Regions from separate parts of the Homo sapiens genome. Here region 2 is linked to region 1. Evidence: read pairs that join two places in POLR2A ChIA-PET (ENCODE). Cell type or tissue: IMR-90. All regions are shown on one strand. Links, peaks and the distances in the headings refer to the core of each region. The heading gives the core; the rest is flanking DNA. Region 1 has its middle 33 kb from the start of FBLN1. Region 2 overlaps RIBC2 (RIB43A domain with coiled-coils 2).

Region 1 (16,076 bases), core at 4,398-12,397:
CCTCCAACTCTAGGTCCACTTCAGGATCAATTCATGGTGGACTGGATTCATTCATTCAGCCAACACTGAACACAGAGCTGTGCCAGGTCCTGGGCTGGGCCCTGGAGACATGGAGGTGTCAGTCCCAGCTTCCTTGAGGAGCTCATGGTCTCAGGGAGACGGATTCTTTCACCAGCCATTTCAGTGCCGTGGAAAACTGTGAGATCCCTGAGAAGAGGTGGCCTGCAAGGAGCAGGGAGGGCCCTTGGAGGAGCTTGTGTTTGCCTGGAGCCCAGCAGATTTGCCAGGTGGGCAGGGAAGGGAGGGAAGGGCAGCATGGGTGAGGGCTGGGAACAAGAGAGGAGAGCATGCGGCAACTGGGTCAAGGTCCTGGCTCTCAAGAGACTCAGCTCCTGGTCTCCCGGGTGGAGACAAGTATATAAAACAAACCTTAAAAGAAAAAGATCAAGAGAGAGCACCAAGGGACAATGTTGGGGGCCATGTCCACTGTCTCATGGGTAGCAAGGGCTCCTAATGCTTAAGAACGGGCTTTGCCCTCAGAGACCTGTATTTGAACATGGCCTCTATATCTCACCGGCTGGATGACCTTGGGGAAGCCACTTACCTGTTCTGAGCTGCAGTGGATTCTGTGTACAAAAGGATGATGACACCATTCTCATACTGGTATTGGGAGCATTAAATTAGATAACACATATGAAGCTTCTAGCCCTGCACTTGGCAATGTCAGATAAGCGTTGGCTATGATAGAGGAGGAGGAGGATGCGGCAGGAAGAGGTGACCTTGGCAAACTTCGTGGAGATTGTGAAACTTGAGCTGGGAAGAGTATGAGGAGTTCTGTGGGCAGAGATGGGAGGGGAGAGGCATCTGAGGCGGAGAGAAGAGCAAAGGTTTGGAGACAGGCCTTAGCCTCTGTAGGCGGAGTGGGTGTCTCCATCACTGTTTCAGCCACATGCTGGTATGTCTTCTTCTTTTAGACAGAATCTCACTCTGTCGCCCAGGCTGGAGTGCAATCTTGGTGCAATCAAGGCTCACTGCAGCCTTGACCTCCCAGTCTCCAGCAATCCTCCCACCTCAGCCTCCCAAGTAGCTGGGACTACAGGCACACACCATCATGCTTGGCTAATTTTCCTAGTTTTTGTAGAGACAGGAGTCTCACTATGTAGCCCAGGCTGGTCTCAAACTCCTGGGCTCAAGTGATCCTCCTGCCTCAGCCTCCCAAAGCACTGGGATTACAGGCGTGAGCCAGTCCCACCCATTCCATGCCAGCATGTCTTTATGGAGCTCTAACCAAGGCCTGGCCCCATGCTGCCTGTTGGTTCCCATTTAACCCCGAGGCCTGGGAATCTGCTTTCTACAGAGGGAAGTGTGGGGTGTTCCGTGTCTCCTCAGCACCACCAGGGAGTCTGTCCCCCCTGTCCCCCTGCCACGCTGTGTCCAGGGCACCACAGTGGCTTCCTCTCGATGTCACAAACCTTGTCTGCTGGGCTTGGCTTCTGCTGGGGCTTGCTCCTGGCCTTCCTTCTGGCCACTTGGCTCGGCTCCTGTTTGTCTCCCGCACCCTCTGGCTGCATGGCCTTGTGGGTGGGTATAGCCAGAGTAGGCCCTGCAGACCCCACAAGCTTTACAACAAGACACTCTGCCAAGCCCCTGGGCTGTCCCGGAAGGCTATGATGTCTCTGGCGATGCCCAAGGCCCAGCCATCCCCACGCCCGCCCCTCCCTCCTGCAGCACCGGGACTGTTGGGCAACAGCAGAAGGATCCTGCCACATGCCCTGACTCCCCAGTGTCTGCAGGACTCAGTCCAGCCTCCCAAACTGCCACGTGTGGCCCTAGGGACACTCTACTCTGTCTGTTTTCTTCAGTTGCATCTTCAGCCTCCTCTCTCTGCATGCTCAGTGAATGGCTTCTTTATTCATTCATGCACTCGCTCACCAAGGATTTTGTTGAGTGTGACCATGCGCCGAGCACTGTCCTGGGAGCGGAATCGAACCAAACAGACAAAAACTATCTCAGCATTGCAGTCCCCCTCCCTGATCACAGACAGAAGCTTCTTGGTCTGAGAGGTACACCTGATACCAGGTGGTGATCTCACCACAGAACGGGGCTCTAACTTTATCTCTGGTCTTAGTTTCCTTCTGAATGTAAAATCTGCAGTGTTTATTGGGAAACAGGAAAAAGTCAGCCCGCGTCTTGGATTTCACAGTTTATAAGGCTGACTTCATTTATGACCATGTTGTATGCGCTCTCATGTTTCAGACCACCAGATGCCTTTAACTCCCCCTGGGGTTTCAGGGTTTGATGGTGCAATATGCACCAGTGTGCAGATGTGGGGTGCAGGGTGGGTGGTCTGTGGGGCCACGTGGGATGTGTGTTTCCTCTCCTCTCTGCCCTCCTCTGGGTCCCCACGGGTCCTTCCCCACTGCAAGCTCATGCTGGCATTGACGGTTTGCCAATCTCTCTCACCATGGGTTGGGGCTGGCACCACACACAGCATGGCCCTGAGTCCTCCAACAACCTTGAGAGGCAGGTGTATTGTACCCACTTTAGAGATGGAGAGACTGAGGCTGGAAAGGGCAGTGGCTTTCTCTCACGCAGCCTGTGAGAGGCTCAGCCTGGTTCTCTTCTCTCCCCAGCTCCAAGTTTAGAGCTCAATCCACAAAAGCACCAGACAACAAGAGACTTAAATGGATTGATATGGTTGATTCTCCCAGACCTTAACCTTTGTAAGACTCTTAATGACAGGGGCAAGATGAGGTGGGGGCTTCTTCAAAAGAGCAGGGAATTGGCCCGGTGTGGTGGCTCATGCCTGTAGTACCAGCACTTTGGGAGGCCAAAGCGAGTAGATCACTTGAGTTCAGGAGTTCGAGACCAGCCTGGTCAGCATGGCAAAACCCCGTCTCTACTAAAAATACAAAAATTAGCTGGGCATGGTGGCAGACGCCTGTAATCCCAGCTACTCAGGAGGCTGAGGCACAAGAATCGCTTGAACCCGGGAGGCGGAGGTTGCAGTGAGTTGAGATCGCACCACTACACTCCAGCCTGGGCGATAGAGTGAGACTCCATCTCAAAAAAAAAAAAAAAAGAAAGAAAGAAAAGAAAAGAAAAAGAGCAGGGAATCACCTGGGGTGATTCACAACAGGTAGAGTGGGTGGGCATTCGTCCATTCAAGAACCTGGGACAAAAGCTTCAAGCAGACCTTATGTGGAACCACAGAGCCAAGCCTGGATTTTCAATATGATACGCTGGAAAATTCCATAAACCTCATTTGAGTCATTTAAGTTATATTAAAGGAAATCAAAAGCACAGAAAAACAGGGGCCCAGAATCCAACCACCCAGCCCACCAAGCTTCATTTTTTTTCTTTTTCTTTTTTTTTGGAGATGGAGTCTCGCTGTCTCCCAGGCTGCAGTGCAGCATCCGCTCACTGCAACCTCTGCCTCCAGGGTTCAAGTGATTCTCCTGCCTCAGCCTCCCAGATAGCTGGGATAACAGGTGTGAGCCACCTCGCCCGGCCCAGCAGGCTTCGTTTGTCCACGTTTCCCTCTAGCTCTGGTTTGCTTGCATGGAGGCTTTCTGCAGCTGCAATCCTAGTGTCCGTGCAATTGTGCTTTTAGTGCTTTCACTTAAGCGTGATTTTTTTTTAAAAAAGCAAGTATGTGGATAAGCTATTAAGAGACATTCTTTTTCTACTTTTTAAATCGGAACACTTAGTAGATCATCACAGGCCAAAGTTCCCACTGCCACAATTAGAAAAAGCTGAATAAATAGCAAAAAACATACTTTGAAAGACATCAAAGAGCTGTGGAGGCAATGCGGCTTAGGTTAGATAAGACTCTAGTGCTGGGAGGCCCTGAGGTGAGCGGTGGGTCTCCAGCTGTTTTTTTTTTGTTTTGTTTTGTTTTTTATTTTTCCTGAGGGCTGAGGATTGGGCTTCTCAAGGCAGAAAGCCTTTGCAGGGTGGGGGAAGCAGCAGATATTTCAGTGGTCACATGGGAGAGTGTGCTAAGGACACTTGTGGGAATCTGGCCTGTTCTCCCTGGAGGTACATTTGCTGGGTTCTGGTGCCGGAAGCTGGGGAGTGGGGAGGAAACTTTTTCTAAAGGGCAGAATTGTGCTTAGGGAACAAAAGATCAGCCCTGGGAGGAGACCTGTCTCAAACACACTGCCAATGTCTCCTCCCCAGACACTTGCCAGATTTTAAGGCTACTTGGGAAGAACGGGGAGAGCTAGGCTGGAACCTCTGATGGACAGAGCTGCTGTCTTGTCATCTTTTAGGGCTGAGGAGACAAAGGCCCAGGGGGTTCTCAATAAAGAGACTATGGGCCGGGCATGGTGGCTCAAGCCTGTAATCCCAGCACTTTGGGAGGCCGAGACAAGCCGATCACCTGAGGTGAGGAGTTCGAGGCCAGCCTGGCCAACATGGTGAAACCCCGTTTCTACCAAAAATATAAAAATTAGCTGGGCGTGGTGGTGTGCAACTGTAATCCCAGTTGCTCAGGAGGCTGAGGCACGAGAATAGCTTGAACCTGGGAGGCGGAGGCTGCAGTGAGCCAAGATGGTGCCATTGCACTTCAGCCTGGGTAACAAGGTGAGATTCTATCTCAAAAAAAAAAAAAAAAGAGAGAGAGACTATGAAGGCATGGTCTGGAAACAAGGACACCCTGGACATAGGTTGAGTATGATGAGAACTATGGCCCCGCCCCTTTACTGCTCAGTTTCTGATTAGAATGAGGTGAAAAGCCCCTTCATACTGGTTATCCAATAGGGCTAGTTTGTATACAGCTTTTTTCACTTAAGCATGAATATTTTTAGGAGGTGAAGAGGACCCATCTCTGGAGCGAATGACATCACCTAGAGCCTTCTTCCTTCTTATATACAATGTTCAGCACCTCATTAAAATCACTAGACATGAAAAGAGTCAGATGCAGATATTAAAGTTAGTAGACAAGGACTTTAAAATAATAATGAGGCTGAACACGATGGCTCACGCCTCTAATCCCAGCACTTACGGAGGCCAAGGTGGGAGGATCACTTGAGCGCAGGAGTTTGAGACTACTCTGGGCAAGACCCCATCTCCACAAAAAATTTTTTTAATTAGCTGGACATGGTGGTTTGTGCCTATGGTCCCAGCTACTAGGGAGGCTGAGGTGGGAGAATCCCTTGAGCCCAGGAGTTTGAGGCTGCAGTGAGTCATGATCCTGTCACTGCACTCAAGCGTGGGGGACAGAGTGAGACATTGTCTCTACAAATAAATAAACAAAAAGTCAATAAAAGTAATAATGATTAATGTGTCAAATAGAAGAAATACAGATAAAATAATAAAAGTTATATTTTTCAATGAGAAATTGGCATCTTTGAAGAAAAAGAATGAAATTAAAATTCTAGAACTAAACAATTAAGAACTTAAGGGGACCAGGCATGGTGGCTTATGCCTGTAATCCCAGCACTTTGGGAGGCTGAGGCGGGTGGATCAATTGAAGTCAGGAGTTTGAGACCAACCTGGCCAACATGGTGAAACCCCGTCTCTACAAAAAAATACAAAGATTAGCCGGGCATGGTGGCTAATTCCATGATGTAATTCCAGCTACTTGGGAGGCTGAGGCCTGAGAATCACTGGAACCCAGGAGGTGGAGGTTGCAGTGAGCTGAGATTGCGCCACTGCACTCCAGCCTGGACAACAGAGTGAGACCCTGTCTCAAAAATTAATAAATAAATAAATTAAAATAAAATAGTACTGCCTGAGACTGGGTATTTTATGAAGAAAAGAGGTTGAGTTGACTCACAGTTCTGCAGACTTAACAGGAAGCATGACCGGGAGGCCTGAAGAAACTTACACTCATGGTGGAAGGAGAAGGGGAAGCTGGCACGTCTTACCATGGCAGAGTAGGAGCTGTGGAGATGGGCAGAGTGCCACACATTTTTTTTTTGAGACAGAGTGTCCCTTTGCCACCCAGGCTGGAGCGCAGTGGCACAATCTCAGTTCACTGCAGCCTCCGCCTCTCAGGTTCAAGCAATTCTCCTGCCTCAGCCTCCCAAGTAGCTGGGATTATAGGCACATGCCACCTCGCCTGGCTACTTTTTGTATTTTTAGTAGAGACTGGGTTTCACCATGTTGGCCAGGGTGTGGTCTCGAACTCCTGACCTCAGGTGATCCACCCGCTGCCTCCCAAAGTGCTGGGATTACAGGTGTGAGCCACCGTGCCTGGCCAAGTGCCACACTTTTAAACCATCAGATCTTGTGAGAACTCACTCCCTATCACGAGAACAGCAAGGGGGAAATCCACCCCTATAATCCAATCACCTCCCACCAGGCTCCTCCTTCAACACGTGGGGATTACAATTCCACATGAGATTTGGGTGGGGACACAGAGCCAAACCGTATCACCCCTTCAAGTAAGCATAGTCCCAGAATAAAAGGAGAGAGAGAGAGGAACGGGAGCAGAGAAAGGAACAGATTATGGCCAAGAATTTCCAGAAAATAATAAAAGATGACAATCCACAGAATAAAGCAGCTCTACTTAGCCCCAGCAGGATAAACATACAGAAAACCACATTCTAGGGACAGCACAGTCAAAGTGCTGGAAAGCAAGCACAAGGAAAAAGCAGCTGGGGGTGGCGGTGGGCGGGCGAGGACAAAGCACCTTCAAAAGAACGTTGATGAATTGGGGTGGGCAGAGGGGGGGCTAGTGGGGAACGTAGGAGCATCCTTTGCTGGTCACAGAGACACAAAGATGCGCCACACGTGGTCCCCTCCCAAAGGAGCTGACAGGCCAGGAGGGAAACAGGATGGCAATACCTTGGGCTTAGCTTGTGACAGGCAGACACGGGGAGGACCCGGAGAGCGCAGGAGAGGAGACAGGTAACCCAGACTGGGCCTCAAAGTAGTCTCCGCAGAGTGGGAGCTTCTCACCAGAGTTTTGAAGAACAAGTGAGAATGACTTAGGGATGAAGAAGCTTATTCCAGCGGGGAGGGGGGAGGGGGGAGGGATAGCATTAGGAGATATACCTAATGCTAAATGACGAGTTAATGGGTGCAGCACACCAGCATGGCACATGTATACATATGTAACTAACCTGCACATTGTGCACATGTACCCTAAAACTTGAAGTATAATAATAATAAAAAAAATTAAAAAATTTAAAAAAAGAAAAAAAAAAGAAGCTTATTCCAGATAGAAGCCACCAGTGGGTCCTGTCTGCACCAGCCCTCACCCCACCCGGGTGCAGGCCCTACTATCCTAAAGGAGGAGTGTGGGCCGGGCGTGATAGCTCATGCCTTTAATCCCTGCACTTTGGGAGGCTGAGGGGGGCAGATCACTTAAGGTCAGGAATTTGAGACCAGCCTGGCCAACATGGTAAAAACCCATCTCTACTAAAAATACAAAAATTAGCCAGGCGTGGGGGTGAGTGCGTGTAATTCCAGCTACTCAGGAGGCTGAGGCAGGAGAATTGCTTGAACCCAGGAGGCAGAGGTTGCAGTGAGCCGAGATCGTGACATTGCACTCCACCCTGGGTGACAGAGCAAGACTCCATCTCAAACAAAAAGAAATAAAAAAATAAAAATAAAGGAGAGTGTGGAGCATGGCATGGCACAGCCCTACCCAGGAACACAGCGGTGCCAGCACTCTCTTCTGCCCCTCTCAGAAACCTTTCCCTCCAGGCCAAGCAGCTTCTTGGATTTCAGAGCGACATCTCAGTTTGAAAGTCCACTTTGGAAGTGAAAAGCAGTACAACATCCTTTGCCCTGAGGCGTGGATCTTACTTCTGGGGACTGTTCATTTAACACACCTCTTAAAGGCAAATATTTTCAAATAACCTGTCTGGTTGGCAGCAATTAACCACCTCACACTGCTGGGCACTGAGCTAAAGGCTGAAAATTAAGGAACAAACAAGTCCAGGCCTGCCCTTGGGGAGGGAAGATTCTTAATGAGAAACATTTGAGGGCCAACCTTTGGGTACATTGCTTTTGAGCCAATGTGCTGTAATGTGATGTTTTTTTTCTTCCCCTAACGGGGTTAGCTTTAGAAGTATGTTTGGCAAGCACTTTTAACAACCCGCACTGCATCTCAGCACATGTTCATTATTGGCATAAAACAACATTGGAATTGAGACTATCCAAAAGGCATGAAAAAATTTGGAGGTATGTGTAATTTCGTAATGTTATGCCTAATTTCTAATGCCAGTTTTTCAGGTTTAAGTTTTGGCAAGTTAGAGTCACAATGGGGACATAGGCCAAACAAACAAAAAACAAGCCCAAACTAAAAAAGAAAAGAAATATGCATATGTTAAAGACTATCATTATCTCACCGAGACTGAACCCTGAAATCAAAACTGAGACATTCCCCAGAGAACGTGTGTGCTTTTTATGGCAGGCTTTATTCGTGCCTAATCTCTTTTTGCACATGAAAATCACTTTAATAAAACTTCCCCACACATTCGCATTCTAGAAAGAGAGCGTTTGTTGGTGATTCTGAGGTCTTATAACTTCATTTTGATGCCAGGGGATATTTGAAATATGTTTTTAAAACTTTAATGGAAAATGAAACAGATCATAAAGATAGGAGATCTACTTTAGAGGGTCAAGTAAAAATTTGTTCATAGTTAAACAGAATTCATAATGCTTTAGAACTGAACCAAAAACAATTGTTTCTAAACGCTGAAGTCACCACCGAGACTCAAAACCTGGAGCTGGGCTGCCTGGATCCTTCTCTGCTGCAGCAATAGAATATTTCAACTGCTTTTTAAAAACACCACACAGTAATGACTCATTGATCAAGTGAGTTGGAACGAATCTGGAAAATGCCAGTTCCCCGTGAGCAATTGCCCTCCCCAACCCCCCCCGCAATACTGAAGCTTACCACTTCCAGTGACAAGCCTTTGTTCGTTTTGTCAATTTCGAATGGAAAGATTTCCAAAATATAGAAATATCCTTGCTGATACAGTTGGGATATTTGTCCCCACCCGTATCTCATGTTGAATTGTAATCCCCAATGTTGGAGGTGGGGCCTGGTGGGAGGTGTTTGGATCATGGCGGCCAATTTCTCATGAATGGCTTGGGCTATCCCCTTGCTGATAAGTGAGTTCTAACCCCGAGTTTATACAACATCTGGTCATTTAAAAGTGTGTGGCACCTCCCCTTCTTCTCTCTCTCTTTCTCTCTCACCTTTCTGCTTTTGCCATGTGACGTGCCTGCTCCCCTTCACCTTCTGCCATTATTTTAAGCTTTCTGAGCTTCCTGCGTATGATGTACATTGGTTCGGTCCTGTAAGGTGGGACAACTCGAAGTGGGGGCTTCCAGGTTAAAGGTAGACAAGAGACAAAAGGTTGCATTCTTTTGAGTCCTTGACCAGTCTTCCACTGAATACACAATTTAGTCCCGTTCAGTGAATCTGCATTTTTACATAAACGATAGGGAAGAGGAAGCAATCAGATAGGCATTTGTCTCAGGTGAGCCTCAGAGGGATGACTTTGAATGGAATGGGAGGCAGCTTTGTCCTAAGCAGTTCCCAGCTTGACTTTTTCCTTTAGTTTAGTGATTTGGGGGTCCCAAGATTTATTTTCCTTTCACTCACAGAAATCCTTAATGTGATATGATCAAATCAAATCCAGAAATATACAAAAAGGACAATCCATCATGACCAAGTCAGACTGATCACAGAAATTCAAGGTTGGTTTAACACTTGAAAATCAATCAGTGTAAGTCACCACGTTGCCATAAATCATGTAATCATTTCAATATATGCAGATGATATGGTTTGGCTCTATGCTCCCACTCAAATCTCATCTCCAATCGTAATCCCTACATGTTGAGGGAGGGACCTGTAATTCCCACATGTGGAGGGAGGAAGGTGAATGGATCATGGGGCCGGTTTCCCTCGTGCTGTTCTCGTGATAATGAGGGAGTTTTCACGAGATCTGATGGTTTTTTAAGTGTTTGGAAGCTCGTCCTTCATCCTCCTCTCTCCTGATGGCTTGTGAAGAAAGTACTTGCTTCCCTGTCACCTTCCTCCATAGTGTTAAGCTTCCGGAGGCCTCCCCAGCCAGGCTGAACTGTGAGTCAATTAAACCTCTTTCCTTTACAATTTACCCACTCTCAGGTAAGTTCTTTATGGCAGTGGGAAAATGAACTAATACAGCAGAAAAAACACTTGACAAAATTCAACAATCATTGATGCTTAAAAGGTCTCCATAGGCCAGGTGCGGTGGCTCACGCCTGTAATCCCAGCACTTTGGGAGGCCGAGGCCAGTGGATCACCTGAGGTCAGGAGTTCAAGACCAGCCTGGAAAATGCAGTGAGACCCCATTTCTACTAAAAATACAGGCTGGCATGTTGGCTCACTCCTGTAATCCCATCACTTTGGGAGACCAAGGCGAGTGGATTGCCTGAGGTCAGAAATTCAAGACCAGCCTGGCTAACATGGTGAAACCCCATCTCTACTAAAAATACAAAAATTAGCCAGGCATGCTGGCAGGCACCTGTAATCCCAGCTACTCGGGAGGCTGAGGCAGGAGAATTGCTTGAATCCGGGAGGCAGATGTTGCAGTGAGCCAAGATCGTACCATTGCCCTTCAGCCTGGGTGACAAGATTGAGACTTAGTATCAAAAAACAAAACAAAACAAAACAAAACCCAAAAATTAGCCAGGGTTAATGGCGGGTGGCTGTCATCCCAGCTACTCGGGAGGCTGAGGCTGGAGAATCGCTTGAATCCAGGAGGTGGAGGTTGCAGTGAGCTGAGATTGCACTATTGCACACCAGCCTGGGCAACAAGAGCAAAACTCCGACTCAAAAAAGAAAAAGTCTCAATAAACTGGAATGAAAAGGAACTCTTGAACCTGGTCAAGGCGGTCCACATAGACTGACAGTGAACATGCTCAAGGAATGCAGGAAACAGCTGAGTTGTCAGTTCTGTATTTTTAGTAGAGACAGGGTTTCACCATGTTGTCCAGGCTGGTCTTGAACTCTTGACCTCAGGTGATCCGCCCACCTCAGCCTCCCAGAGTGCTGGGATTACAGGCGTAAGCCACCATGCCTGGCCTCTTTTTCTTTTTAAATTATACAGATACAATTTAAAATAGAGATGGGGTCTCACTATGTTGCCCAGGCTGGAGGCTTTTTTTTCTAATATGTGCATTTATTGCTATAAATTTCCCTCATGATATTGCTTTAGCTGTGTCTCACAAATTTTAATATGTTGTATTTTCATTTGTATTCAATTTAATGTGTTTTTCTTACTTCCCTTGAGACTTCCTGTTTGACCCATAGATTGTCTAGAAGTGTGTTGTTGAGTTTCTAAGTATGTGGAGGTTTTCCTGTTATCTTTTTGCTATTAATTTCTTGTTGGATTCTATGTGATTAGAGAGCATACCCTCATGATCTCTCAATTCTTGAAAATTTGTTAAAGTTTGTTTTATGGTCCAAGATATGGTCTATCTTGGTGTATGTTCCCCAGCACCAATTGCTGAAAAGATACCTGAAATGTGAAAGCAGCTTTGGAACTGGGGAACAGGCAGAGATTGGAACAGTTTGGAGGGATCAGAAGAAGACAGGAAAATGTGGGAAAGTTTGGAACTTTCTAGGGACTTGTTGAAAAGCTTTGCCCCAAATGCTGACAGCGATATGGACAATAAAGTCCAGGCTGAGGTGGTCTCAGATAGAGATGAGGAACTTGTTGGGAACTGGAGCAAAGGTGACTCTTGTTATGTTTTAGCAAAGAGACTGGCAGCATTTTGCCCCTGCCCTAGAGATTTGTGGAACTTTGTACTTGAGGGAGATGACTTAGGGTATCTAGCAGAAATTTCTAAGCAGCAAAGCATTTAAGATGTAACTTGGATGCTGTTAAAAGCATTTGATTTTAAAAGTGAAACAGAGCATAAAAGTTTAGAAAACGTGCAGCCTGACAATGCAATAGAAAAGAAAATCCCATTTTCTGAGGAGAAATTCAAGCAGGCTGCAGACATTTGCGTAAATAACGAGGAGCCAATTGTTAATCCCCAAGACAATGAGGAAAATATGAAAAGAACATATGTTCTGCTCTTGTTGGGTGGAGTGTTCTATAAATATTGTTGAGATACTGTTGGTTGATGTTTCTGTTGAGTTTTCTTATTCTATATCTTTGTTGATATTCTGCCTGATTAGTCTATAATTTATTGAGAGAGGGGTATTAAAGTCTCCAAGTATAATTCTTGATTTATCTATTTGTCCTTCCAGTTTTTTTTTTTTTTTTTTTTTTTTTTTTTTTTTTTTTTTTTTTTTGAGGGAGAATCTCACTCTGTCACCCAGGCTGGAGTGGAGTAGCATGATCTCGGCTCACTGCAACCTCTGCCTCCTGGGTGCAAGTGATTCTCCTGCCTCAGTCTTCTGAGTAGCTGAGATTACAGGCACTCGCCACCATGCTTGGCAAATTTTTTTTTTTTTTTTTTTTTGAGACGGAGTCTTGCTCTGTTGCCAGGCTGGAGTGCAATGGCACGATCTCGGTTCACTGCAACCTCTGCCTCCCGGGTTCAAGCGATTCTCCTGCCTCAGCCTCCCGAGTGGCTGGGATTACAGGCGTGTGCCGCCACGCCTGGCTAATTTTTTGTATTTTTAGTAGAAACGGGGGTTTCACCATGTAGGCCAGGCTGGTCTCGAACTCCTGACCTCAGGTGATCCGCCCAGCTTGGCCTCCCAAAGTGCTGGGATTACAGGTGTGAGCCACTGCGCCTGGCCCCAGCTTTTGATTCTCGTATTTTGCAGCTCTCTTCTTTGATGTTTACACATTTAGGATTGCTATGTCTTCTTGTGGACTGGCTCTTTTATCATTATATAATGTCCTCTCTGTCTCTGGTAATTTTCTTTGCTCTGAAGTCCACTTTATCTGGTATTAATATAGCCACCTGCTCTCCTTTGATTAACATTTGCATGATATAACTTTTTCCATCTGATATGGTTTGGCTCTGTTTCCCCACCCAAATCTCATCTGGAATTGTACTCCCATAATTCCCACGTGTTGTGGGAGGGACCTGGTGAGAGATAATTGAATCATGGGGGCAGTTTCCCCCATGCTGTTCTCATGGTAGTGAATAAATCTCACGAGATCTGATGGTTTTATCAGGGGTTTCCACTTTTTCGTCTTCCTCATTCTCTCTTTGCCTGCAGCCATCCATGCAAGATGGGAATTGCTCCCCTTGCCTTCTGCCATGATTGTGAGGCTTCTGCAGCCACGTGGAACTGTAAGTCCAATTAAACCTCCTTCTTTTATAAATTGCCCCATCTTGGGTATGTCTTTATCAGCAGCATGAAAATGGACTAATATAGTAAGTTAGTATCAATTGCTGAAAAGATACCTGAAAATGTGAAAGTGGCTTTGGAACTGGGGAACAGGCAGAGATTGGAACAGTTTGGAGGGATCAGAAGAAGACAGGAAAATGTGGGAAAGTTTGGAACTTTCTAGGGACTTGTTGAAAAGCTTTGCCCCAAATGCTGACAGCGATATGGACAATAAAGTCCAGGCTGAGGTGGTCTCAGATAGAGATGAGGAACTTGTTGGGAACTGGAGCAAAGGTGACTCTTGTTATGTTTTAGCAAAGAGACTGGCAACATTTTGCCCCTGCCCTAGAGATTTGTGAAACTTTGAACTTGAGGGAGATGACTTAGGGTATCTGGCAGAAGAAATTTCCAAGCAGCAAAGCATTTAAGATGTGACTTGGGTGCTGTTAAAAGCATTTGGTTTTAAAAGTGAAACAGAGCATAAAAGTTCAGAAAATGTGCAGCCTGACAATGCAATAGAAAAGAAAATCCCATTTTCTGAGAAATTCAAGCAGGCTGCAGACATTTGCATAAGTAACGAGGAGCCAATTGTTAATCCCCAAGACAATGGGGAAAATGTCTCCAGGGGATGTCAGAGACCTTTGCAGCAGCCCCTCCCACAACAGGCCTAGAGGCCTAGGAGGAAAAAGTGGTTTCGTGGGCCTGGCCCAGGGTCCCTGAGCTGTGTGCAGCCTAGGGACTTGGTGCCCTGTGTCCCAGCAGCTTCAGCTGTAGCTGGGACCACAGGCTTATGCCACCATGCCTGGATAATTTTTGTATTTTTATAGAGATAGGTTTTTGCCATGTTGCCCAGGCTGGTCTTGAACTCCTGGGCTCAAAGGATCCGCTCACCTTGGCCTCCCAAAGTGCTGGGATTATAGGTGTGAGCCACCAGGCCCAGCCAGTTTTCTATTTTTTTTTTTTTTTTTGAGACAGAATTTCACTCTTGTTGCCCAAGCTGGAGTGCAATGACACAATCTCAGCTCACTACAACCTCCACCTCCCAGGTTCAAGCAATTCTCCTGTCTCAGCCTCCCGAGTAGCTGGGATTATAGGCACACACTACTACGCCTGGCTAAATTTTTGTATTTTTAGTAGAAACGAGGTTTCACCATGTTAGCCAGGCTGGTCTCAAACTCCTGACCTCAGGTGATCTGCTCACCTCAGCCTCCCAAAGTGCTGGGATTATAAGCATGAACCACTGCGCCCAGCCCAGTTTACAATTTTTTAAATTTGTTTTAAGCAAATTGCTTGCTGACACTTTTATCATGGCTGCTTTGAAATATTTGTCAAATAATCTTACATCTTTGTCATCTTGGGGTTGATATCTATTGCCTTTTTTCATTCAGTTTGAGATCTTTTTGGTTCTTGGTATAATGAGGGATTTTCAGTTGTATCCTGGATATTCTTTTCTTTTCTTTTTTTTTTTTTTTTGAGACAGAGTCTCGCTCTGTTGCCCAGGCTGGAGTGCAGTGGTGCAATCTTGGCTTACTGCAAGCTCCGCCTCCTGGGTTCACGCCATTCTCCTGCCTCAGCCTCCTGAGTAGCTGAGACTATAGGCGCTCACCACCATGCCCAGCTAATTTCTTTTTGTATTTTTAGTAGAGACAGGGTTTCACCATGTTAGCAATAACCTGGATATTCTTATATAACGTACAAGATTCCAGGCCAGGTGTGGTGGCTCACACCTGTAATCCCAGCACTTTGGGTGGCTGAGGTGGGTGGATCTCCTGAGATCAGGAGTTCGAAACCAGCCTGGCCAACATGGTGAAACCCTGTCTCTACTAAAAATACAAAATTAGCTGGGCTTGGTGGCCCATACCTATAATCCCAGCTCCTCAGGAGGCTGAGGCAGGAGAATCGCTTGAACCGGGGAGGCGGAGGTTGCAATGAGCTGAGATCACGCTGTTGCACTCCAGCTTGGGCAACAAAGTGAGACTCTGTTTCAAAACAAAACAAAACAAAACAAACAAGATTCTGGATATTACTTAAACCTTCTGTTTCAGCTGACTTTCTCTGACACTGTTCAGGCAGGGGAACCTAAGGGGCACTGCCTTATTACTGCCAGATGGTGGCAGAAGTCCAAGTTTCTCACTTAGCCTTTGTTGACACCTGAATGTTGAGGGTGCTGCGCTCCTCATTGCTGCTGGATCAGGGAGGGAGTTCAGGCTCCCTGCTAACCTCCACTGATACTTTCCTGGTGGGTGAAATGAAAATGCCTTATCACTTCTTCCCATCTGAAGCCTTGGGATGGCGGGAAGGAGTGGCCTCGTTACCGCTGGGCCATCATAAAGAGTCCTGGCTCTCTGCTAGGCCTCCTAGGGTACCGCCCCATTGCAGATGAGGAGGGATGCCTTGCTAATGCCAGGTGGGGGTGGAAGCCCAGACTCTCTGTGTGTCTCCACTGACACCATGAGTTGGGGGAGCCTCATCACTAGCTGGCAGGGATGAAAGACCTGGCTCTCCACCTGACCTTCTCCAGTTCCAGCTCACTGAGGATGGTGGGGCACCTCATTACAGCCTCTCGTGGGTGTGGGTGGGGTGATGTTTTCTTTCTGTGGTGTTTAGCTAGAGCAGTTATTGTCTAAGTTTTCTGTCTTGCTGGACTGCCCCTCTGCTAGTCCTTTGGTGAGAGAGAACAGGCTTTTGGTGGGACTTGTTTTTGTCTGGGCCTCTTGGCATTTCTAGATGCCAGCTCCCCTAGCTCCAACTTCATAATATATATACAAGGCAGAAGGAAGACCCAGAGAGCCCACCATCATGCTGGCTCCCTGGGTCCTGTGGTCCCTAG
Region 2 (11,369 bases), core at 3,370-11,369, 52 kb after region 1:
TGAGTCACACAGTACAAGCTTTGTAGTTAGACAGGCCCAACTTCAATACCGGACTTGCCACTGAGTACTCCCTAAGGAAGTCAGCTCATCCTTCCAAGCCCCTACACCCGTTTTTTTTTGTTTGTTTGTTTGTTTGTTTTTTTGAGACGGAGTCTCGCTCTGTCACCCAGGCTGGAGTGCAGTGGCACAATCTCGGCTCACTGCAACCTCTGCCTCCCAGGTTCAAGTGATTCAACACTGTTCTTACTTTGGGAGGCCAAAGTGGGCAAATCACAAGGTCAGGAGTTCAAGACCAGCCTGGCCAACATGGTGAAACCCCATCTTTACTAAAAATAGAAAAATTAGCTGGGCGTGGTGGTAGAGGCCTGTAATCCCAGCTACTTGGGAGGCTGAGGCAGGAGAATGGTGTGAACCCGGGAGGCAGAGCTTGTAGTGAGCCAAGATCGCGCCACTACACACTCCAGGCTGGGCAAGAGAACAAGACTCCACCTCAAAAAAAAAAAAAAAAAAGAAAAAAGAAATGTGAGCAGAGGTGGCAGTACTGCTCCTGGGAGGAAGCCTGCGGGGACTAGCCACATTCCTTCCCTCCTCCTGCAGGGATCCTCTGGCTGGCGGTCGCTCCATCCCAGGACCTGGGCTCCAAAGTGAGGATGCCAAGGAACAGGCCTCACAGCCTGTCCATGGCGGGCAGGGAGCATGCATGGAACATCAACTTTCTGTTTAAGCCACTGAGACTGCTGCTTCTTATCCCAGCAAGGGTTAGCACATTCTGACCGACACAGGAGGGTGTTGTCGCTTCCTCATTCTGCAGATGATCAAATGGACGCAGTGGGTGGCCTGCCCAAGGCTGCAGGGCAGAGCCTGGTCTGCACCCCGTGTGGTCGGGCTCCAGAGCCTGCGTGCCACACCCTGATGCCACAATGCCTCTCTGACGAAATGAGCCCCGACCCAAGAACTGGAGGCCCTCACGTGTGTCCTTCCTGTTGAACTGGACCGGCCTGCTTGGGCTTTGGATTAACATCCCAGGTTAATTAAAAAGCCTAGTTGTAGTTAGTAGCAGAGCTGCAGAAGCCAGAGGGCGGCTTTTCCCAGTGCAGGAGTGTTTGCAATGGTGCTGCCTCGTGGCATCCACGTGAGGAGCCGGGGGTCTGAGAAAACCAGGCAGGCTGTGGATGCCCATTAAACATCTTCTAGAATATATGAATGAATAAATTGATGAATGAGACAATAGGGTTTAGCAAAAGCCACTCCAATGCCCAGCAGGAAGGGCTCAATAAACATTGGTTGAATTGATGAATGAATGAGTGAATTATCATCATCATCATCACCATCGCTTCCATAAATGAATGAGCAGATCACCAGCCAACAGTGGACTAATTGTCAAGGGCCCCACATCCTGCCATTCACTTGCAGTGGGGACTGGAGCAAACAGCCTCCCCTCTTTGGTCGCCCTCTGTAAAATGAAGGGCAGGGATGGATGATCTCTAAGACCTTTGCAGCTCACTGGGTGGTGAGCTCGGACTTCAGGTGTCTTGCTTTGCCTTTTGGTCCTCCCCAGCCCCCGCAGTTGGCTCTCCTCATTCCTCTCCCCCGTGTTGAAAACCCACATTCTCTGGTGTCTGGTCCAGCCTCTCTGGGATTTTTGACTGCCTGCCTCCACCAGGACAGTTTTGAGCTTGTATCTCCAATATATTTAGTTCACAGCATGGTACTACTATACCTTAATGATAGCACATGCTTATAACTACACATGTACATGGAAATCAAAAGTGATGAGGTTAAAAATGAATATAAAGCAGGGCTCTGGTATCTGCTCTCCCACAGATCCTGCACAGCCTTCTTTGGGGACCATAGTTCTAGTTGACGAGCGAACCTGATCAATGAACCCAGGCAAAGTCCCCACCCACCAGAAAACAGAATTGCATTCGAAAAGAAAACCTTGTGGGGGGAGGGAGAGGCAGGGGGGCGAGCTCTAATTTCCAAAACGAAAAGAGGGCCAGATGTGGTAATCCCAGCACTTTGGGAGGCTGAGGCGGGAGGACTGCTTGAGCTCAGGAGTTTGAGACCAGCCTGGGCAACATGGCAAAACCCTGTGTCTACAAAAAAATACAAAAATTAGCTGGGCATGGTGGCGCGTGACTGTAGTCCCAGCTACTTGGATGGCTCAGGTGGGGGGATCATCTGAGCCTGGGAGGTCGAGGCTGCGGTGAGCCATGATCGTGCCACTACACTTCAGCCTGGGTGATGGAGTGAGACCCTGTCTCAAAAACAAACAAACAAAAAAACCAAAGAAACAAAAAGAAGAACCTATTTCAGCAATTTCAGCATCAGGTTGGAGGGGAGGGGAGTGTGTGGGAGGAGGGGGGCCAGAGTTTAGAGAGGAGGTGGGAGGTCTCAGGAGGCCCCAGTGTTCGAGCTCATTATGATCTTCTTCATCATCCCTGCCATCGGTGAGCATCCAAGTAGCTGTTCTCAGTAAAGGGGAAGTCTGAGAGGTGGGAAGAATGGAAACCAGCACCAGGCAGTGGAGCAGAGCTAGGCGGTAACAGTCTAGGTGGATGTCACCATCCTCATGTTACAGAAGAAGAAACCGAGGTGTAGAAAGGTGAGCTGACTTCCCCAGGTTACATGGCTAGTTTGGCAGGTTTCCCTCCAAGATTCAGAGCTAAGGCACAGGACTGGGTCTCATCCATCTCTGTCATCAGGCAGCCCATCAGGGTCTCTGTCAGGGCCGGTCATGTGACCAGGGAGCAGGCTGAGACTGGGATCCCAGGGAAGCCGGAGAGCCTTGGGAAGCCGTAGTGGGCTCATCCTCCCCTCCAGTCGTCGAGCCCGAGGTCGCGGAGTACCTATACCTGGCTCTTGTTGAAGTCTTTCACAGATGCACAAACTGCCTTTCTGGTGGTGCTTTCCAGCTTCTGGAGGTGCTTGGCTGTCTCGTCAAACTGCAGCCTTGTCTCTGTGTAGAGGGCCTCTGAAAGGAGGCAAGAAGCAATCAGATCGACCTGGCCACAGGAGCACCTTCCCACGTGTGGCCGTTCGTGCCTTTGCCTCCTACCACGTCCTTAGCCATGAGCATGAGGACGGGAACAATAATGACAGGACCTGCCTCTGAAGGCTGTGGGAGAGTCAAGCTCCCAGATGAGTGCTAGTGATCACTACTATGCTGGGGTCCTGGGACAGGCTGGTGGTGTGCCCCTTGCTGTCCTGCTCTATCCTGAGGCAGCTACATCCTTACAGTGGGCAAGAGATACTCTACAGCCCCAAGAAATGACGTTTGAGACCTGCAGGACAAAAGAAGTGGGTTGGGAGCAGGTGCAGAGGTTTTGGGAAAGGATTCAGGGGAATCCAGAAGTGAAAGAGCAAGAAACCAGACAGGACTCTATGGAGGAAGTGGGGCCAGATGACAGATACTGTGGAGTGGCAGGAGGACTTGGTCAGGCCAATGAGTAAGAGAAAGAGGAAGAGTAGGAGGTGAAGGGGTCAAGGTAGAAGGTCCAAAAGCAAAATGTGAAGATTTGGAGTCAGAGGAGGCTCACATCCCAGCCCAGACATTTCCGAGCTCTGTTAACCTCAACTATTACTTAGCCTTGCTGAGCCTGTGTCCTTACCTGTGAAGCAGGACATACCTCCTTTGCAGAATAATAACATTATTATTATTAATAATACTATTATTATTATTAATAATACTATTATTAATAATACTATTATTATTATTAATATTATTAATAATACTATTATTATTATTAATAATACTATTATTAATAATAATAATTAATTAGACATCCAAGTGCATTAGACATCCAAGAGAAGTTAGATGAATTTATGAGTCTGGATTCAGGGAAGAGTCCAGGCTGGAGGTATAAACCTGGGAAATGATGGCCTATAGGTGGCATTTAAATAATAATTAATTATTTAATTATTATTATTAATAATAGTATTAATAATAATAATAGTATTATTATTATTTGACATGGAGTCTCGCTCTGTTGCCCAGGCTGGAGTGCAGTGGTGCATCTTGGCTCACTGCAACCTCTGCCTCCTGGGTTCCAGCAATTCTCCTGCCTCAGCCTCCGGGGTAGCTGAGATTACAGGCGCGCACCACCACGCCCAGCTAATTTTGTATTTTCAGTAGAGACAGGGTTTCACCATGTTGGCCAGGCTGGTCTTGAACTCCTAACCTCGTGATTTGCCCACTTTGGCCTCCCAAAGTAAGAACAGTGTTGAATCACTTGAACCTGGGAGGCAGAGGTTGGCCAGGCTGGTCTCAAACTCCTGACCTCAGGGGATCCACCCACCTCGGCCTCCCAAAGTGCTGGGATTACAGGTGTGAACCACTGCACCTGGCCAAACTCCACATTGTTTAAAAGTATCACTGACTGCTGTTTTGGGAATGGACCAGAGAGGGGCAAGAAAGGAAGTGGAGGCCATCAGAAAGATCTTGGCAGAGGTCTGTTCAGCTGAGATGGTGGCTTGCATCACAAGGGTGACAGCAGGGATGGGGACAAGCGGACAGTTCAAAATATATGCAGGAGGTAGAAGGGACAAGAGTCAGAGATGGCCTGGAGTCAGGGGTGGGTCATGGATGATTCCCTAGACTTCTGGTTTAAGGGCAGGAGGTACCAGTTAGTTGGAGGAGAAAGATGGAAAAAGGAGCAGATGCAGAAGAGGATCCAGGGCTGCTTTCCGACATGTTGTGAAGGGTCCTGTGAGATGTCAAGGAGACTGCTGAAGAACCAAGTCCACAGCTGAAACAAAGCCTTTTGGCCAGAGGTGGAAATTTAGACCACTTGGGAGATGGATGAACCATACAACACGTCAGTGATCAAGGCTATGGAGAAAAATTAAGCAACAGGATACGGAATGTGGGGTGGGAGGAGGGTACAGGGTTTAAAATAGGGGGGTCAGGGGAAGCCTCACTGATAAGATAGCACTTTAGCACAGCCCTGGAGGAGAGTGGTGATCCCTACAGATATCTGGGGAAAGACATTTCTAAGCAGAGGGAACAGCACATGCAAAGGCCCTGAGGCAGAAGTGAGCCTGATATACTCACGTCTGAAAACAGCAAGATAGTGTGGAAAGAATGGAGTGAGAGGGCAGCATAGCAGGAGATAAGGCCAGACTGTGAAGGCGTTGTAGGTCTCTGAAAAAAATCGTTTACTCTGAGTGAAATGTTTACTCTGTAGGATAAGGGGAGAGACCCAAAGAGCAGCTGAGAGATGCTTTTTGTTTGTTTGTTTCAGATGGAGTCTCACTCTCACCCAGGGTGGAGTGCAGTGGCACAATCTCAGCTCACTGCAAGCTCCGCCTCCCGGGTTCACGCCATTTTCCTGCCTCAGCCTCCCGAGTAGCTGGGACTACAGGCACCCGCCACCACTCCCGGCTAATTTTTTGTATTTTTAGTAGAGATGGGGTTTCACCGTGTTAGCCAGGATGGTCTTGATCTCCTGACCTCGTGATCTGCCCGCCTCAGCCTCCCAAAGTGCTGGGATTACAGGCATGAGCCACTGTGCCCGGTCTTTTTTTTTTTTGAGACAGGGTTTCACTCTGCTGGCCAGGCTGGAGGGCGGTGGCACAATCACGGCTCACTGTAGCCTTGACCTTCCAGGCTCAGTGATCCTCCTGCCTCAGCCTCCTGAGTAGCTGGGACTACATGGGCACGACACCATGCCCAGCTAACTTTTTAATTTTTTGTAGAGATGAGGTCTCACTTTGTTGCCCGGGCTGGCCTTGATCTCTTGGCTTCAAGTGATCTTTCCTCCTCAGCCTCCCAAAATGCCGAGATTACAGGCATGAGCCACTGCGCCCAGCCGAGAGATGCTGATAGCCTTAGTTCAGAATGGGAATGTTGGAGGGTGTGGAAAGTAGCTGAAAAATGGAGAGAAAGGAAGGAGTCAAGATTACCTGGGCTGGGGCCTGGGCAGCTAGAAGAAAGGAGCTGTCACGGATGTGGGTAGAAGGTCAGGTCTGCAGGGAAGAACAGAGTTATTGGACTCGTGCTGATCTTGACAAGTGCATTAGACATCCAAGAGAAGTTAGATGAATTTATGAGTCTGGATTCAGGGAAGAGTCCAGGCTGGAGGTATAAACCTGGGAAATGATGGCCTATAGGTGGCATTTAAAGCCATGAGACCGGACAAGATCACTCGGGTGAGTTTAGCTGGTAGAGGAGAGCACTGGTGTGAACAACATCCAGAGGTTGAGCAGATGAGAAACCAACAAAGGACCTGGATGGGAAGGGAGCTAATGTGAGAGTGGTGTTCTGAAAGCTGAATTGCATGCGCATTTCCAGGAGCAGGAGGTGATCGACTGTTAGGTCCAGATGAAGGTCAAAAACCGACCTTGGATTGGGCGACATGGAGGTCACTGGTGAGGTTGGCCAGGGCAGTTCCAGTGGAGCAGGGAGGGCATAAATCTGGTAGGAGTGGGAGAAGAATGGGAGAAGATGATCTGGGGAGACATCACTCATGGAGAGTAGACTGGGGAGAGAAGAGGCTTGGAGGAGGATGGGCCGAGCAAGGAGACTGCAAACTAACAAGCAGAGAGGAGGCGCTCAAGAAGGCGGAGTGCATTCCTCTCTGTGCCTGGTCCCTGTTTTGTCTTCCTCATAGCTCCTCACTATTCCATCACCCGCTGACACACCCCAAGAGAGCAGGGATGTTGTCGTCTTCGTTACCCGGTCTTTCCGGCACAGAAGTGGCTGGGCGGGTCAGTGCTGCTCGAGTGCAGGCATGAAGAGGAGCTGGGAGAGCAGAATGCTGCTGACCTCAGTGAGGACACATGGGGCTTTCTGCAGTTCCCTCAATGAGAGGCTGTTTCATGCCTTGGAGCCTTTGCCCAAGAGGTTCCCTGGGCTTGGGGAGTCCTGGTGAGGGCATGTGACCACCATGCCTGCAACTACACCCCCAAAGTCCCCTGTAGGAATTTCTACCACAGCACCCAAGAGACTCAGGAAGACCTGCATCTTTCCCATTCACCTTCCCCGCAGACTGGGAGGGCAGGGACCGATTCTGAGTTACCTCTGCACGCCGGCATCCAACTGGGACCCCGACACGGAAAGTGTTTTCCACATGACTGAGGTGTCATTGCAGGTGTTTCCCTCCTGGAGGGCAGGCTCTGACTTTTCTTTCCCCACAGGGCCAAAGTAGCATGTGGCTGTCTGTGCACATTGGTAGGACTTTAAACAAATCCCACAAAAACTGTAGGGTTGCTTAAAAAAAAAAAAAAACTGTAGGGTTGCTTAAAAAAAAAAAAAAACTGTAGGGTTGGTTTGTTGAAGAGAGCGTTGAGACCAGCTCGTCTCTTCTGTTTCATTACCTGCGCATTTTTGTTCAGCACGGGCGTTCTTCCATTCCCTTTGCTGCTGCAAAGACCATTCTCTGTTTTGTTCCTCTTGGAATTTCTTCCTCTCATGGAAGTTTAAATCCTCTCCCATGAATTTCTGCATTCCTGATATCGTATTCCGAACATCATTATCTGACTGCCGGGCTGGAAGATCTTTCTTAAGGGCTAGGGGGTCGGACAGATCAAATTCACGGCGAGTTTCTGGCTTCTGAAAGCTCTGTTGGAAGTCATTGATAGCCCTACAGAGATTTTTCCTATCCCTCTTTTTCCGGTTTTCCAATATGCACATGATTTTGTCATTTTGCCTCATTTCAGCAGCTGGAAGAGATACAGCATATCCATAAGCTTAGGATTCAGAGGAAAAAATAAATTTGAATCCATTTTATTTTTTATTATTTACTTTTTTAGAGATAGGGCCTCATTATGTTGCCTGGGCTGGTCTCCTGGCCTCCAACCATCTTTCTGCCTCAGCCTCCTGAGTCACTGGGATTATAGAAGTGAGCCACTGAACCCAGCCCATGAATCTACTTTAAAAACTAATTTTTTCAGTGATTGCAAAAGTAATACAACCCTCCAAAAAAGTAACACAGCCATTAAAGGATTAGTATCCTGAATATACAAAGAGTACCTACAAATCAATTAAAAAAACCCCAAAACCCCAACCCAATAAATGGGCAAAGTGTAGGAACGGCCAGGCAGATCACTATAAAGAAACCTGAGGCTGGGTGTGGTGGCTCACACCTGTAATCCCAACACTTTGGGAGCCCGAGGTGGGCGGATCACCTGAGATCAGGAGTATAAGACCAGCCTGACCAACATGGTGAAACCCTGTCTCTACTAAAAATTCAAAATTAGCCGGGCGTGGTGGCAGGAGCCTGTAGTCCCAGCTACTCGGGAGGCTGAGGCAAAAGAATCGCTTGAACCCAGGAGGCAGAGGTTGCTACGAGCCAAGATCACGCCGCTGCATTCCAGGCTGGGTTACAGAATGAGACTCTGTCTCAAAAAAAAAAAAAAAAAAAACCTGAGTAATCAATACAATTATGAAAGGATGATCACCCATACAAGGTGGGAAACATCCAATGAATCGAAGGCAAAATATTTAAAATGCTAATAATGGCACACATTAGTAAGGATGTGGGGAAACAAGATCTCTCATTTGCGGCCAGGCATGGTGGCTCACGCCTGTAATCCCAGCACTTTGGGAGGCCGAGGTGGGCGGATCACAAGGTCAAGAGATAGAGCTTATCCTGGCCAAGATGGTGAAACCCCGTCTCTACTAAAAATACAAAAATTAGCTGGGCTTGGTGGCACGTGCCTATAGTCACAGCTACTTGGGAGGCTGAGGCAGGAGAATCGCTTGAACCCGGGAGGCAGAGGTTGCAGTGAGCCGAGATCGCTCCACTGAACTCCAGCCTGGTGACAGAGCAAGACTCCATCTCAAAAACAAAACAAAACAAAACAAAAACCTCTCATTTGCTGCTTGTAGGAGTGTAACTTGGTACACTTACAACGAAACAATTTTTCAATATCCCATAAAACTACCTTTGATCCATCAATTCCACTTCTAGTTATCCCTTTCACATGTGCTAGGGACACAATTCTTGGACAGTCATTGCAGCAGTGTCCACAATGACAAAACAACTGAAAAAAAAAAATCTAAACCAGCCATCAGTATGGGAATGGATGAAGAAACTGTAGTTAATTCATATAACAAAATGCCATAAAACAATTAAAATGAATACTCTCTATATGTAAATCACTGATTAATTTCAAAAATACAAGCCTGGATGAAAGAAAAGCATACTGCAAATGGATCTATTCAATAGGATACCATTTACATAAATTTTAAAAACACATAAAAACAATTTTATATTGTTATGAATACATACATAAATAGTACAAGCATAAATAGTGCGTGGGGGCTGGGCCTGGTGGCTCATGCCTGTAATCCCAACACTTTGGGAGGCAGAGGCGGGAAGATCACCTGAGGTCAGGAGTTCGAGACCAGCCTGGCCAACATGGTGAAACCTCGTCTCTACTAAAAATACAAAAATCAGCCCAGCATGGTGGTGTGCACCTGTAATCCCAGCTACTCGGGAAGCTGAGACAGGAGAATTGCTTGAACCCAGGAGGCGGAGGTTGCGGTGAGCTGAGATCGCGCCACAGCTCTCCAGCCTGGAAGACAGAGCAAGACTCCATCTCAAAAGAAAATAGAAAAAAAAGCATGGGAATGATAAACACTTCTGAGGAGAAAGGAGGGGAAAATTAAGAGGTAGGGGGCAGGGCAGTGTTGTTATATATATATATATATATATACACATATATAAAAAACACAATTCTCAAAAAACACTGAAGATATCTGAAGCCAATCTGGCAAAATGTTAACATCTAGTCTGATGGTGGGTACATATGTACCTGTCACATTGTTTTTGTAAGATTGAATTACCTCATAACTAAAAATATTAATAAAAAAGATAAAATGTTTAGAACATACAGAACAGTATAAAGGAGAAAATAAAGTTTACTCATAATTCTATCCCTCCAACATTACCCTGCTAACATTTTGGCATATTTCCTCTCTTCTTCTTCTGAGCATATTTTAAAATATTTTAAAAACATAACAGCCCATTGTATGTACAATTTTGTATCCTGCTTTTTTTTCTATTATAAAAATCTTTATGGTGTTTAAAAACACTGAAATTTCTTTTTTTTTTTTTTTTCAATTTATTTTTTGTAGAGATGGGGTCTCGCTTTGTTGCCCAGGCAAGTCTGGAGCTCCTGGTCTCAAGTGATCCTCTAGTTTTAGCCTCTCAAAGTGTGAAATTTCAACAATTGTTGAAATTGTTGGACACGATAGGGGAAAATAAGTTGTATTTGAAGTGGAATAATAATACCTTGAATAACAGTATTCAAGGTACTTGAATACTATGATTTGAATCATGTCTGTCTCTGAGTCAGCTTGAGGGTGTGAGCCCGGACATATGTGTTGTCTGGTATAAACAGCTGTCCTTCATAGACGGTCTTAAACTTTTGAGCAGAGCAAGTGAGTGTGTGTGTGTGTCTTTCTGTGTTTAAGGCTTTTCCTATCCAGTTTTTTAAGAAAATGAAGGAAAACATACATATACCCTTAAAATCTATTTCTTATAATCCACATTCGAATTCAATAGCTGTTTTTAAGAGAAGAATCAGTGCATTAAGTTAACTGGGCACAAGAAATTGTGAAATTTAAAAGGAAGAAGAGTGTGAAAATGACAACTTTTTATATATGTGAAGAAAGGAGGGCTGGGTACCGTGGCTCATGCCTGTAGTTCCAGCACTTTGGGAGACTGACGTGGGAGGATCACTTGCACGCAGGAGTTCCAGACCAGCCTGGGCAACATAGTGAGACCCTATCTCTATTAAATAAAAAAAATAAAAAATAAAAAAAAAAAGGCGGGGCAGGGGGACGGTGGGGAAGACTGGAGTCTAAAGCCACACAATCCTAAACCAATAGATAAGCATTCAGGAAATGCTCACCAAAGGTTTCATGTCTAGCTTTTTCAGTAGCTTCTTTTATCTTCTGGTCATGAACTTGAACATCCCAGGCTTCAGTGTCTCCCTATAAATGGAAAAACAGAGGAGAAGGGTTAGAGCCAGATCATTTTATTCAGTAATAACAATCCTACTTATTATTATTTTTAATCTCTGCCCCACTGTAAACGAGTTGTAGAAAATCTGGCTCAGGGGAGGAGAACCGTTGGTGACTCCAGGCGAGCTCGAGAGGGAGCATTATTGGCCCTGCAGGAGGCCGTTTGCTGCCTCCTGGCTCAGATGTTTCATCCTAGAACTCATCTCCTTTCCCCCTCCACGCAGCCCCTCGCCCGCATCTGCCGCTCTAACCCCGTCCCGGCCCCTGCCCTTTCACCCCAATTATCCTGTTTCTGGCGTTGAAGACCCGCTTCTGCCTGCACAGCTCCGCGTGCCTCCTCTTTGCCAGGTTGGCGTCCTGCCGCAAGTCCCTGGGCAGCGCCACCGCCATGGTCTGG

The links. ChIA-PET counts read pairs that join two places held together with the same protein. Peaks named below come from ENCODE experiments on the same cell type or tissue, not always from the same donor. Only the 100,000 strongest peaks of a DNase experiment are listed, where the experiment ranks them.
Region 2: POLR2A ChIA-PET joins it to region 1 with 19 read pairs; 2 of 35 experiments call an interaction of 5 or more read pairs at or near these places.

Annotation. Positions count from the first base shown.
Region 1 is chr22:45,461,753-45,477,828 of GRCh38, reverse strand. No RefSeq gene overlaps it. Among named protein-coding and RNA genes, the nearest start is that of FBLN1, 33 kb to the left of the region's middle. RefSeq lists an enhancer at 1,056-1,555. In IMR-90, for the core only: no CTCF peak of the experiment used is centred there; a DNase peak (open chromatin) is centred at 8,768; H3K27ac peaks cover 1,312 bases.
Region 2 is chr22:45,413,895-45,425,263 of GRCh38, reverse strand. It overlaps RIBC2 (RIB43A domain with coiled-coils 2), which reads right to left. Exons shown (of 7, transcript NM_015653.5): 1 at 11,249-11,369; 2 at 10,861-10,942; 3 at 7,318-7,662; 4 at 2,856-2,974. Among named protein-coding and RNA genes, the nearest start is that of RIBC2, 5.9 kb to the right of the region's middle. RefSeq lists an enhancer at 10,749-11,369. In IMR-90, for the core only: no CTCF peak of the experiment used is centred there; no DNase peak of the experiment used is centred there; H3K4me3 peaks cover 182 bases.